3 separate regions of the Homo sapiens genome follow, and regions 1 and 3 are each linked to region 2. The links are chromatin contacts, found by Hi-C or POLR2A ChIA-PET in ENCODE. All regions are on one chromosome and are shown on one strand. Each heading gives the region's core, a stretch centred on a gene start or an enhancer-like site at or near the end of the contact. The rest is flanking DNA. Distances are from core to core; before and after follow the strand shown. Region 1 has its middle 74 kb from the start of POMGNT2. Region 2 holds the start of ANO10 (anoctamin 10). Region 3 overlaps LOC124909489 (a long non-coding RNA gene).

Region 1 (4,616 bases), core at 1,332-3,831, 440 kb after region 2:
GAGCTGCCGCATTTCCTTCTCTCGCACAATTTCAGGGATTGCAAGCAGGTTTTGCACTCCAGTTGCCAGTGACTGAAGTAATATGCTGGGAATCTTAGGTCAAGTGTGTGTGCCTGTCTGTGGCTGTTAATGTTCCAGTGAGCCCCCGGAGCCAGCCCAGTGCCTTCCCAGGACAGGAGATGACCTTCTCTCCGGGGATGACCATGAAGCTCCTGGAGCATTGGGTGCAGGAACAGGGCAGGTATCAAGTACAGAGGCCCAGATTGTCGCTTTGCAAGCAGGCTGTGTTAGGCTCTAGCTGTCTCTCACTCATTCCCACAGTCTATATATTCCCTTTGTTTCCCCAATTTTCTTCTTTCTCCTTGCCTTTCTCCTCTTCCTTAACTTATCTGTCTCTCTGTCTCCTGTGCTTTCATGTCCTCTTTCCTCCTAGAAGCCCAGCCCCCTTGGTTTCCTCTTGTCCCTCTCAGGGACAAGAGTCTAAAAAGACAATATGTCCAGGCACAGTGGCTCAAGCCTGTAATCCTAGCAGTGTGGGAGGCAGAGGCAGGTGGATCGCCTGAGGTAAGGAGTTCGAGACCAGCCTGACCAATATGGTGAAACCCCATCTCTACTAAAAATACAAAAGTTAGCTGGGTGTGGTGATGTGCGCCTGTAGTCCCAGCCACTTGGGAGGCTGAGACAGGAGAATTGCTTGAACCTGGAAGGCAGAGGTTGCAGTGAGCAGAGATTGTGACACTGCACTCCAGGCTGGGTGACAAGGCGAGACTCCTTCTCAAAAAAAAAAAAAAAAATTAAAATTAAAAAATAAATAAATGAAAATAAAAAGAATATAACCCATAGGTTATTGTCCCTGGGTTTGTCCCTGATAGAAGCCCAGCCTTGGCCAGTGCCCTATCACATATTATCTATTATACGAGCAGCGCCATTGCTATCGCGAAGGGATCTGTCATAGAAAATGCAGAGACTTTGAACCCCAGACTCAAGGTTGAATCTTCCTCCGCCGTGTGGCTTGGAGCAACTTGTTTCACTTTAATGCGCTTCAGTGACCTCTCTATAAAATGCATAATCATCATCATTAGTTCCCGTAGAGAGTGCATGAGATGACAGGTGCAAGGACCAGCCCAGGGAGGTGCCTCGGTCACAGGGAGTGACTTTCCTAGGAGTCTCCTCACACGTGTCACTCTGCCTGGGGCCAGCTTTCCTGGGGGACAGGTGAAAAGCCAGGCCAAAAACACAGGAATGTTTCTGCTGGAATGTGTCCCTTCCTGCCCTCAAGATCCCATCTCCTCTTCTAGCTTTGTTCTCACTTTTCAGTTCCCTTAACGTGACATCTCTGGTCACTCCACACTGGGCCACCAACGGGAACTGTGAATGATAGAAAAGACCCATCCCGGGGAGTCATGAGTGAGCATGGTCCAGCTTCCCAGATCCTGCCCCCAAGGCTGCGGTTTAATCACCAAACCATCTGAGCAGGTGTTACACGTAATTCGGGCCAGGTGTGGTTTAGGGAGGAGGTGTGGAATGACTCAGATAATAGATTTTGAAGTCAGGGTTATGTGAGTACAAACCCTGACACGTGTCTCCAAACCCTGTGACCTTAGGCAAAGTTACTGATCCCCTCCGAGACTTGGTGCCCTAACTGTAAACTTTGGTGATGACCCCTTTCTTAAGGGATTATAGGAAGCATTAGAGGTCATCTGTGGAAACCCTCTGACACACAGAAGGTGTGCAATCAATCCTCCCTCCCCCATGTTCTCCACAGCCAGAACAAGGAAGAATCGCACATGCTTGCATGGTGCTCAGTGTGCCCCGAACTGTTCAAGCGCCTTGCCTGTATTGTCTCATTTTATCCCATCACAACCCCATAAGGTCACTTATGTTATTATCACACTCATCTTACAGATAAGAAAACAGAGGGATGGAGAAGTTAAGTAACTTATTCAAGGTCACCTAGCATGCCAGAGCTGGGAGTGACAGTGGCTGTAATTGGTGGGCATTTGAGCTCGACTTGCATGGGAAGCTTTGGTGGAGGGTTGGGGGATCCTACGCCCTAAAGGGCACACAGGGCTATAGAACTCCCACGACCCCCTTGCAGATGCTGCCCATGGGGTATGCAGAAGAGTCACATGAGCCCAACTATCTAAGGACTTTGTCTGCAGGGGCTGCTGGATTTGTGGCCACCAACTTCTGCTGGACCTGTCTTTTGCTGCATTTGCTCGGCCACAGTTTCTCAGGACGGTCCCCTTTTCTCTGGAGCTCTTTCCAGCAAGTTTATTAAAAAGAGGGACCAGGTGAGCAGAAACAGATTGGATGTCAGAGACCAGGAGACTTCTGGCCACAGAGCCTGAACCATTTACTCTGTTACCTGAGATTATTTTTTCAAATGTCAAAGGCCTAATTTAGGATGACCCAGATGTTCACCAGTGCTCCAATTAATAAAGAAAAATGTATTTAAAAAGCCAACTGCAGAAGCAAACACATTTTGCTTTCGCAATTCTGTTGGGCTGCACCCTGGCCTTGACCTTAAAATAGCTCAGTTTACGTGCTGACAGCATATACATACACAGTCAGGATTTCCTGTGTCTCCACCTCACCATTTCCTCTCTGCCTCGGAGCTGGTCCCCTTCATTCCTCTTCCTCTCCCTCCCCACAACTTGTTTAGGTCCGTGAATAAATGTATAGGAATGTTCTGAGAAGCAGGAACATTTAGACTCCAGCCAGACAGGAGTTCAAATTCCACCTCAACCATTTCCCAGCTATGCAAGCATGAGCAGTTCACCTCTCTGAGTGTCAGATTTTCACTGGAAATTGTGAGAATACATGAAAATGATTTATCCCAGAGCCTAGCACAAGGTAAAAGAGCAATAATTGGAAGAGACAGGGAAAAGCCTTTCACCAAAAGCTAAGTGTGAGTTGGAGGCAGGGTGCGGCCTAGGGGGCCCCTGGCTGGCTTTTGGAGGACCTGCATGCCATTTGTCTCCCTCCACGGCTTCTGCCCCAGACATGGATTCATCCTGCTCTCATTTCTGCCTCTGAGATGGGTGGGCCCCATCTCTCCACAGAGCCATCTGCGACTCCCTCCTACCGAAGTAAAATGGACTTTTCCTACGTGTCTGCCCAGGACTCAGCCAGACTGATGAACTGAGCTTGGGGAACATTTGAACAGATTGAGGTGATGTTTTTACCAAGGCCCAGGAGCGATGCTTCAGGCAGCTCCAGCTGTCCGCTCGGCCTGTATTTCCCAAATATTTTGGACCAGGAGTGCCAAAAGCAAGCCCCTGGTCCAAGACACTTGGGAAATATTGGCCATGAACTATTCTGGCCATTTAGGAAATACTGGCTGTAAACTATGCTTAACACCAAAGGAGGACCAATGGTAGCCACTTGGGCAACAGTAGACAGAACCATAGAGGAAGATCTTTGCCTTGAACTTGAAGTCACACTGCTCAGGTAACTGTTCTGCCAATCTGTGCATCTGTGACCTCTACCTTCCCATTGCAATCAGGAGCCAAGGTCCAAAGATCACGGTTAGACCCCACTCTGCTTGTGACTCATGCATGACACAGGGCAGGCCATTACCCTACCGTTCTGGATGAAGGCAATAATCGTGTTTGACCTCTCCCTGCCTCGTAATGCTGACTCGGAGGATTAATGAGGAAATGAGAGCTAAGCTTTGTGAATGCCAGCCTTGTTCTCACGCTGGCTCCTCTGATTATTCCACAAAGCCAATGAGAAATAGCAAAGGTCAAAATTCTCTGTGAGGTTGAATATTCATGTTGCAGGAGGCGCCTCTCCAGGTATGGTTCTGCGCTCATGATCTGTGTGTCTCTGGTGCCAGGCCCCAGGGGGCACACTTACAAAAGGTGTACGGGGTGACGGTGGTGGTGGCATGGGTGTGGCATCTCCAGGTGCAGGCCACATGCCTGGGGTGTTTCACATGGCAAGTCAGCCACAGAAATGGGTCTTGCTGGGCCTTTTGGAAGCTTCCAGTGGTGCACCTCACAGACTGAACAGCCCCTCTCAAGATGAGGGTTACCATAAGCAATGCCATCATCTGTCTCACTGAGATGCTGCTACTCAACATTGGCTCCTCTTGTTTTCCACAGTCAACCTTCATATGTAATTTAATTTTGCTCTCTCTTCTGGTCAGTTGACAAACCCCGCAACACCATCTCTAGGATGCCATGGCTGAGGCCAGAGCTCTAGGAGGGCAGGAGCAGGGAAGCAGATGGGACAGTCGGCTGTGGCCCTGCTTCATGCAGCCAGCTTGGAGGAGCTGCTTCCCTCGGTGCTGTGGATTTTTTGAGTTAAAATTGAGAGCTTCCGGCCGGGCGTGGTGGTTACAGCTGTAATCCCAGCACTTTGGGAGGCCGAGGTGGGTGGATCACGAGGTTAGGATTTCAAGACTAGCCTGTCCAAGATGGTGAAACCCCGTCTCTACTAAAAATACAAAAAATTAGCCAGGTGCGGTGGCAGGCACCTGTAATCCCAGCTACTCGGGAGGCTAAGGCAGGAGAATCACTTGAACTTGGAGGGCAGAGGCTGCAGTGAGCTAAGATCGCACCACTGCACTCCAGCCTGGGCGACAGAGTGAAAAAAAAAGAGAGAGAGCG
Region 2 (4,129 bases), core at 1,117-3,616:
CACCCCCAATACTGGAGATTACAATTCAGCATGAGATTTAAGTGAGGACACAGATCCAAACTATATCAATGCTACATACCTTTTGGTCACTTAGCAGCCATCTAGGCTATCAGGTCGAAAAAACATAATATATACAGGGTTCAGTACTATCTGTGGTTTCAGGCATCCAGTGGGGGTATTGAAATGTGGCTAAGGGGGACTACTATATAGGGATCTATGTCATTAACTCAGGTTTGCCATTTATGCTGTCCAACAATTTGCTATACTTAACAGAAAGTTTTAATTTGTTAATTGTGGAGATGAAATAAGATTATACAAGAGAAAATGACTTTTATATTTCCATTCATTTTTCTTCCTAATTCCTCCAGCCACATAAATATAAGAAAATGAAATTATATGGAGGATGGCCGTGCGTTCTAGGATGAGAAGATAAGAAGAGTACAATTTAAAAACAAAAGTCTAAGGAGTAATTCATGTCTAAACTTATTGAAGTTCATAAATAATTTGTCCTGATTTTCAGAAGAAAGAGAGAACTTCTGAACATAACCACACAGGACCTACAAAAAGATAGCTGCACAAAAACTGGTTAATAATGTTGTGAGCTGCCATGATAGCATCGGAGGACTAGAAAGAATGACAAACTGCTCCTACCAAGTAACGAGTCTTCTGCTCCTTTCTTTTAGTTTCCCTGCCTCCTGCCTGGAACCTGGAAGACCCAGAGAAGGGTGGGGAGTAAAGAACAGACCAGCCTTCTCCGCACTGCAGTTTGTTGAGGCATTGATCTGGCCAAAGCTGGATGTATGGAGGCAGAAAGTGTTCATTCATTTTTTAAATTTTTCATTTCAGAATTATTGCTTGTCTGCTATGGACCTAACACTGTTCTAAACATTGGGGCTGGTAATCCTCCATTATCTGTGGGAGATACATTCCAAGATCCACAGTGGATGCTTGAAACTGAGGATAGTATAAAACTCTATGTATACTATGTTTTTTCCTACACATACATACATACTATGATAAAGTTTCATTTATAAATTAGGTACAGTAAGGGATTAACAACAATGAATAATAATAAAATAGAACAATTATAAAAATAGACTGTAATAAAAGGTGAATATGGTCTCTCTCTCTCTCTCCAAATATCTTATTGTTCTGGCCTCACCTATTTTCAGACTGTGGTAGACCCTGGGTAACTAAAAACACTTAAAGCCGGCAGGGCGCGGTGGCTCACGCCTGTAATCCCAGCACTTTGGGAAACCGAGGCAGGCGGATCACCTGAGGTCAGGAGTTCTAGACCAGCCTGGCCAACATAGTGAAACCCTGTCTCTACAAAAAATACAAAAATTAGCTGGGCATGATGGTGCGCGCCTGTAATCCCAGCTACTCAGGAGGCTGAGGCAGGAGAATCGCTTGAACCCGGGAGGCGGAGGTTGCAGTGAGCCGAGACTGCGCCACTGCACTCCAGCCTGGGTGACATTGCGAGGCTCTATCTCAAAACAACAACAACAAAAAGTCAAAAAGTGTGGTGGACAGAAGAAATAGGAGAGCAGGTAAGGAAATGGTGGGGTGAGGAGCAGATGAGAACAGGTATTAAGTAGGATGGTCAGAAAGGGCCTCAGGGAGAAAGTGAGAGCCCAGCAAACACTGAGGGAGGTGAGGAAGTGAGCCAAGCAGCCAACCGAGGGAAGAGCTTTCTGGGCAGAAGGAATGGCTGGGGCAGACTCTGAGCCTGGAGGTGGAAAGGTGTCTGGCGATTTCTAGGAGGAGCAAGGGTTTTGGGATTTGGCTGTGGTTGGATGTTAGGTTTTAATTATAAAAGGATCTGCGTTTTTCACAACTTGAAAGTGAGCTACAGTTAAAATGAGACTTGTTCTTATACCTGAAAGTGACCAGAAAATTAGGTTCTGGTCTTTAAGAGATGGAAGAGGGAAATGTGAAGGGGCGTATTCCTTTCCCCTGCCCCGACCGCTCGCGGTTGGAGAGCCCAGCCACATGCCGCCCCGGCTCGGAGTGACAGCCCAACCAGGCCTCTGCCTTCTCGGCCGCGCCTCTCCCGCTGCCGTCCGGATTTCGATGGGTGGTACAGTACGTTAGGCACGCCCCTCCCTTTCTCCCGGCCTGGTCTCCTGTTCCAGGCGACAGCCCAATGAGGGCTGCCTTTTTTTCTTCGGACCGGTTCCAGTCTAGGTTCTCGTCCACTACGATCGCCCAGTGAGGCCCCGCCCCTCCCACCGCAGTTCCGCCCCTCCCGGAGCTACCGCCCAGTGAGGCCCCGCCTCTCCCGCCGCGGCCCCGCCCCCCTGCGTGTGACCGCATCTAGGCCCCGCCGCGTCCGCCACGCCCAGCGCTCGGCGGCGCCCGCCCCACTGGCCTGGCCCGCCCCCCGCACCGAGCACTCTTTCGCCCGGCCTCCGGTTCTCGCCGGCTCTCGGACCCGCCTCCGAAGACGTGGAGCGCTGCGGCGGCTGGTGAGTCGGGGAGGGCACCTCGGACCCCCCAGCTGTCCGCAGCAGAGCCCGGCCCCTTGCAGCCACAGAGCCCCGGCCGCTGCAGGCTCCAGGAGCTCCGCCTGGTCGCCGCCCTGCGTTCCCGGGCCGCCTCCCGGTGCCAGCACCCCTGGGGATGGGAAGTGGGACCAGGATGGGCGCGGGGGCTGTGGGGGCAGGGACGAGTGAAGGTGTTGCGGGGAGCGGCGGTCGCAGGGGAGGGGAGAGGTTTGTGGAGGGGATTATGGGTCTGGGGCGAGGGTTTGAGTCCTGAGAGAAAGGCGGTGAGGCGGAAATTTGGGGCTGGTGAAGTCAGGATGGAGGATGTTGGGGGCCTCAGCGCTTTGGGGAAGGAGGCAGTGAGTGGGGTGGTCGGCGGAGCGGAGTGAAGGGTGGTTTTTAGAAGGGTCAGCTCGCGGGTCCCGGGGTTCTTGCTTCCCGGGCAGTCCGGGGATCAGGGCGGACTAGGCTGTCTCCAAGCAGGTTTGGCCGGAGCGGGCTTGCAGGATAATGCTCACATCGAGGTGACTGAGTTTCCAGGCTTTTGACTGGGACATACTGTACAGTTTAAATAATAGATACCTGTCTGGCTAGTGCCTGGGACACCTGAGAAACGTGGATGGAATGGGGTTCTCCCCTATAGGCAGCGTCTGATTTTGTGGGTGCCTTCACAGCACCAGCATTGGTGTGCGCTGCCTTCTGTAAAACCTTATATTCCAGCAGGACGGTGTATGGAGATCCCAGACTTAAAAAGTGCAGCTGAGGTTTATTCAGACTCAAGACACAGTTGTATCATATTGCCTTAAATCCTGCGGAGTTTAAATCTAATCCTGTGGGGTTTAAAGCGGTTAAATCCACTTTGTAGTGTCTACTTTTAATTTAAAGTCATACAAATCTAGAGGACTAGATGTTTTCTAAGGGCCCATTCTGCATGATAAACAGTTTAAAATTCGCTATGGAAAGTAAATCATCTGTTCTGAACAGCTGTTGCTGAAAGAATCGTAGAGTTGCAGATGAATGAAATTTGAAAGATCTAAAATAATGGAAGGGCATAGAAAAGTCTTGATAAATTGAAGTGTGTAAATGCACTTAAACCCACTGAAACTTTTTTCTTTTTGTTTTTTTTGAGACGGAGTCTTGCTCTGTCGCTCAGGCTGGAGTGCAGTGGCACAATGTCTGCTCACTGCAACCTCCGCCTCTCGGGTTCAAGCGATTCTCCCGAGTAGCTGGGATTATAGGCGCCTGCCACCATGCCCGGCTAATTTTTGTGTTTTTAGTAGAGATGGGGTTCCACCATGTTGGCCAGGCTGGTCTTGAACTCCTGACCTCAGGTAATCCTCCCACCTCGGCCTCCCAAAGTGCTGGGATTACAGACGTGAGCCACTGTGCTGGCCAACTTTTTTCATTGTAGACAACTTGGAAGACAGAGAAAATTATAAGGATGAAAATTAAAATCTGTAGTTTTGCCACATGTAATAACATTTTGATGCATTTCTTCCTAATTTTTGTATTTTTGTGTATATGAATGTACACAAAATTAGGGTAGTATTGTTACCTAATTGGGGTAATATTGTTATATTACTTCATACTTTTGCTTTTTCTTTCCACCTTACATTTTCTCACTTAGCATTTTTGTGGATCAA
Region 3 (4,370 bases), core at 92-2,591, 420 kb before region 2:
GTCCCACCTGGCTGGGAGGACTTCCAGGTTCAGGTCAAGTCTATGCATCTTTCAAAGCCTTCTCCTCTCAATATGGTTTTCTCAGGTGTTTTTAGTACAGAAAGGAGAAGGCACTCCTGGTCTACCTGAATCATGGTGCATGTGGAGGCTGTAGTTCTGCCTGCAAAGCAGTTGGGTTTTTGGATTTACAAAGCAAGTGCAAGCAACAAGGGCAGACTTTCCAGGGGCTGAGTCTCAGAACTAAGAGGTCGAACCACCGAAAATGACCTTCACAATCATGAATCTATTGTCTTATTCTCACCCTTTGACAAGGAAAAATACACAGTGAAAAAAACTGGATTATAAAACACTGTTCAACATAATCATAATTTAGTAAACCAAAAATGTATGCAAATACTTATAGAAAGAATACTGAAACAGCAAAATATTAATGGTGGTCCCTTTGACTTTCTCCCTCTGCCATTTTTGGATATAGAATGATAACACTAGCTGTGTTGTACCCCCTTCAGGAAGTTCTTCACTCTATTATGCACATACAGAGGCTAACAATATACGGAAAATGTTACATCTCACACCCTTAGACTTCTGCAGGAAATAACCCAAGGGCTACCAAGTTCACACCAACATACCATACAATGCTGCAAGGAAGATTATCATACTTGATTGTAAAATTGATACTTAGTTTGAAGCCCTCTTAACATTTTCATCCATTCCACCAAAAATTAATCTTCTCTGTTCTATATTAATGGTGACTGGCTAACAAAGGAATCTCTACAATTGATTATAAAATTGATACTTAGTTTGAAACCTCTTAATATTTTCATCCATTCCACCAAAAATTAATCTTTTCTGTTCTATATTAATGGTGACTGGCTAACAAAGGAGTCTCTAAACTTGTTTGAGCACATGACCTCAATGGTAAAAGAGACTAATCATAACACAGACTTACGCATATTTATTCATAAAGTGGGTGCATGTATACTTACATGTTAAGTCCATTATCAAATGTATGAGAATGGAACTGTTCTAGTCCAATGGTCTGTATTTTTCCTGTACCACACTGGGTTATCTTGTGTGTGCCTGACTTTGGAGATCTAGAGTTTAAACACCAGAGAGAAAAAAGTGGCCAGCATAATATGGCTGATGTTAATTTGCTACCTGGGAGGCTTCCTGGGCAGGGATCCAGAAATCTCCACCATTCACCCCCTCGCATGCATAAGGGCTCCACCAGCCAGCACCTTGGAAACCCCCAACCAGATGTGTACAGTGGACTCAACCATCTGCACCTGGCAGGTCACCAGCAGGAACTCATTCTTTCCTGGGCTGAAAGTCCCTTCCCACAGAGAGGCTCAGGGTGGCTGTGACTGGGGACTTCACAGTTGGCTGAGGGCCAAGGAACCTCTGCGAATGAAGCACTTCCCTATTTTTTCATATGGTTTGTCTAGAAGATGACTAAATAGAAAAGCTTTGGTGATTCTTCTTTTTCTGCTCAGCACTCAAATATAAACAGTGGTCAGAGTAATAATAATCATAGGTTTTGGAATGTTTTCATAAAAATTTGATGTCAATTAGGACATTCAGGAAAGCTAAAAACACCTCGGTGTAATGCCACATCCAGATTTGCCTTTAAAATCGTGAATAAAAAATGCTGAGAATCTGCATGGTTTTCTAGTTCCTCCAAACAAGTTCTGAGTGACAGGGGATAGCTCATTAAGTTCAATTCTGGGGAGATTAGAAGTTTAAAAAATAATCAACCCTAAACTAATGTGACTCCAAAACCAAGTCTCATAAAATGTCTGTTAACCTTCAATTCCATCTTTGCCAAGTAGAAGCTCTAAGAGTGTCTGGGGTTCCCAGCACCTCATCTAACATCCAGTGCTAGCAGAAAGCAAGAACACAGTCCCTCTGCTGAAGAATGAATGAGCAAACGAATGATCACTTGATAGCCTGGAGTTCATTATTGAGGTACAGACGTAAGCCTATATGTTCTAGTGGTTTGTTTTAGAGGCTTTATTTATTTATTTATTTTTACTAGATGCTGGAAAGACAGATGAAAGTAATGATGCCTTCTAACTTCAAAGAGCTCACAGACCAGTGAGAAAAAAAGAAGGTGAGCAGAGAACATCAACCTAGGGTGCTCTCACGAGGGTCTGAACACGTTGCAGGAGGTTGTGGAGGAATGCTTAACATGGGTGCAGAAAGGTTTCGGTGGGGGCCTGGCCCTTGGGGCCAGGTAGTGATGGGTGAGGGAACTGGTCAGCCTGTGCAGCTGGGGCTGGAGGGCCATTCCCAGCACAGCAATCAGCTCGTGGGGTGCACAGAAGCACAGTGTGACTGGGAAGGGTGACAAGTCCAAAGTGCTTAGGCCCAAAGGAAAAGGTTGCCTGCCTGGGAAGCACCACGCAAGCTAAGGCATTTTCATTCTACCCTGCAGGCAGTGAGGAAACTAGAGGTGGTTTTAAGTAGGACACAGAGTCTCCTTCCTTACTTTTTTTTTTTTTTGAGATGGAGTCTCGCTCTGTCGCCCAGGCTGGAGTGCAGTGGCCAGATCTCAGGTCACTGCAAGCTCCGCCTCCTGGGTTCACGCCGTTCTCCTGCCTCAGCCTCCAGAGCAGCTGGGACTACAGGTACCCACCACCACGCCCAGCTAATTTTTTGTATTTTTAGTAGAGACGGGGTTTCAGTAGAGACGGGGCTTCACCGTGTTAGCCAGGATGGTCTCAATCTCCTGACCTAACAGGTGATCCGCCCACCTTGGCCTCCCAAAGTGTTGGGATTACAGGCGTGAGCCACTGCTCCTGGCCTCCTTCCTTACTTTTTTAAAGCATGACTGGATTTGAAAAGAAAAAAAAAGATTACCAATGTGAAAAAAGAAAATACCCAAAAATAATGTATCTGCTAAGATAGGTTAAAATATAATCTTTGTTCTTCTATATGAAGATATCAAATTCTAAATCATTAATAATGGGGCAGAATCACCTTTTAATTGATCAGAATTAATCCAGTGCTGAGCACAGCTATCTGGACATGGTGCACACTCTGTGGACATCTGTTATAGTGAACAATATGAGTTTAAGCTTTGGAGAGAACCAAGTTAAAGGGGTCTCACTTTTTATGGGTATCATAACTGAACACTACCTTGAGAAACTGACTACAGATGTCTAGAAATGTGTGCTGGATAATGTTTCAATGGAAACCACTGTATACAAAGAATGACTTTGATTTCTCAAGAAGAATATATGAAAACATAAAGCAACAAGTCCTATTATGTTAAAACCAGGAAAATAACAGCACCGTGCATGCTCATGAAATACCACAAAAACGACTTCTCTGGTTTCCCCTGTCCTTATAGCCATTAAGGAAAAGGCAGCATATTCCTCAGAGTTTCTGGCCCAGAAACCCACGCCTATTGGTTGGAATGACCTGCCATCTGCCATTCTGAGTGGCATGCTTCGGTGACACTAAGAAGGGAGGTTTGCATGTTGGCTACAGGGTGGTGAGGTTTATGGGTTGGAAATTACTGGAATTCTCTGCATGTTCTAGTCTGTAGGAAAGTAACAGGTAGGAACTCTGAGGAAGGTTTTCTCCATGCTGCAGAAAGGGCTCAACTCCATGAAGTCCCTATACCAAAAGCAGGGCTGTGTCTAGCGGCTGTGGGAGGCAAGAAGGTAGGAGTTACCCTTGGTAGGACTGGCCCATCATTTAATGTGCCCTGGACACATAGCCACGTGGGGAGAAGAGGACAGCTGGTGCTCTGCTCTCTACTGCCCGCTTCTAGGTACTCAGAAGCACCAGAGTTAGCTTCCTAACCCAGCGAAATCCCCTCATCATATCCAGCCCCAAACACTCACCCTGCATGTGCCAGCCAGCTGACTTTCATAACCTGCGTTTTGCCCGTCCAGATGTCAATGAAGATGATGTCAAGTGGATTTTTACAATCCTCAAACACTGGCAGGCTTCTTCCAAAATTCGCAAGTAAACATTGGAGGTAACTTAATGAAAGTTTGTTGCCTTGCTGCTTTGACATCAAACACTGGCCCTAAAGTCAGGCTTTGCTTTTATACGGCTACTTTGAAAATATAAATAAAGTTCTCTTCTACCTCCAGAACCAGAATCTCCCACCTGTACCCTACATGGAACAACTTGGAGCAAGGAGAGGAGGCTGAAATGGACAAAAGCTTTTTTTCCTGACTAAGAAATCCAAGATGGAACAAAAACCCAGTTGAGCACTACAGATTGAGTCAAGGACTCCAGTTTGCCCAGAATGGTGGGCTCCAGTCACAGAGATCACCTTATTCAGTGAGGGATCACTACAAGGTAGGAGGGGAAGACTTGAACTTCCAGAGAGTCAAGGGCAGACAGAGTTCTGC

Evidence for each region. A loop is a pair of places that touch in the nucleus more often than their neighbours do. ChIA-PET counts read pairs that join two places held with the same protein, here RNA polymerase II (POLR2A). Pooled maps may share reads with other maps.
Region 1: a loop to region 2 is called in a map of endothelial cell of umbilical vein, with 2.0 times the contacts of the local background. The contact joins the enhancer-like site here to the promoter of ANO10 in region 2. A Hi-C loop is called at or near these places in 1 of 168 maps with a recorded cell type or tissue (endothelial cell of umbilical vein), 2 of 37 single-sample maps with no recorded cell type and 7 of 50 pooled maps.
Region 3: a map of B cell shows a loop between it and region 2 (5-fold over the local background). The contact joins the enhancer-like site here to the promoter of ANO10 in region 2. A Hi-C loop is called at or near these places in 1 of 168 maps with a recorded cell type or tissue (B cell), 5 of 37 single-sample maps with no recorded cell type and 4 of 50 pooled maps. POLR2A ChIA-PET finds 5 or more read pairs at or near these places in 1 of 52 experiments (PC-9).

Annotation. Positions count from the first base shown.
Region 1 is chr3:43,178,201-43,182,816 of GRCh38, reverse strand. No RefSeq gene overlaps it. Among named protein-coding and RNA genes, the nearest start is that of POMGNT2, 74 kb to the right of the region's middle. RefSeq lists enhancers at 958-1,007, 2,640-2,699, 3,406-3,700, 3,466-3,760. Within about 2 kb of position 2,581, at least 16 of the 41 ENCODE cell types and tissues checked have a DNase peak (open chromatin) inside an H3K27ac peak, as active enhancers do; they include endothelial cell of umbilical vein, where a contact is called at or near this core.
Region 2 is chr3:43,620,248-43,624,376 of GRCh38, reverse strand. ANO10 (anoctamin 10) reads left to right here and starts at 2,366. Exons shown (of 13, transcript NM_018075.5): 1 at 2,366-2,468. RefSeq lists enhancers at 792-1,444, 1,445-2,097 and a silencer at 2,153-2,652.
Region 3 is chr3:44,043,007-44,047,376 of GRCh38, reverse strand. The region is part of intron 2 of LOC124909489 (a long non-coding RNA gene); the gene reads right to left. Among named protein-coding and RNA genes, the nearest start is that of MIR138-1, 69 kb to the left of the region's middle. RefSeq lists an enhancer at 1,155-1,394. Within about 2 kb of position 1,341, at least 5 of the 41 ENCODE cell types and tissues checked have a DNase peak (open chromatin) inside an H3K27ac peak, as active enhancers do; they include PC-9, where a contact is called at or near this core.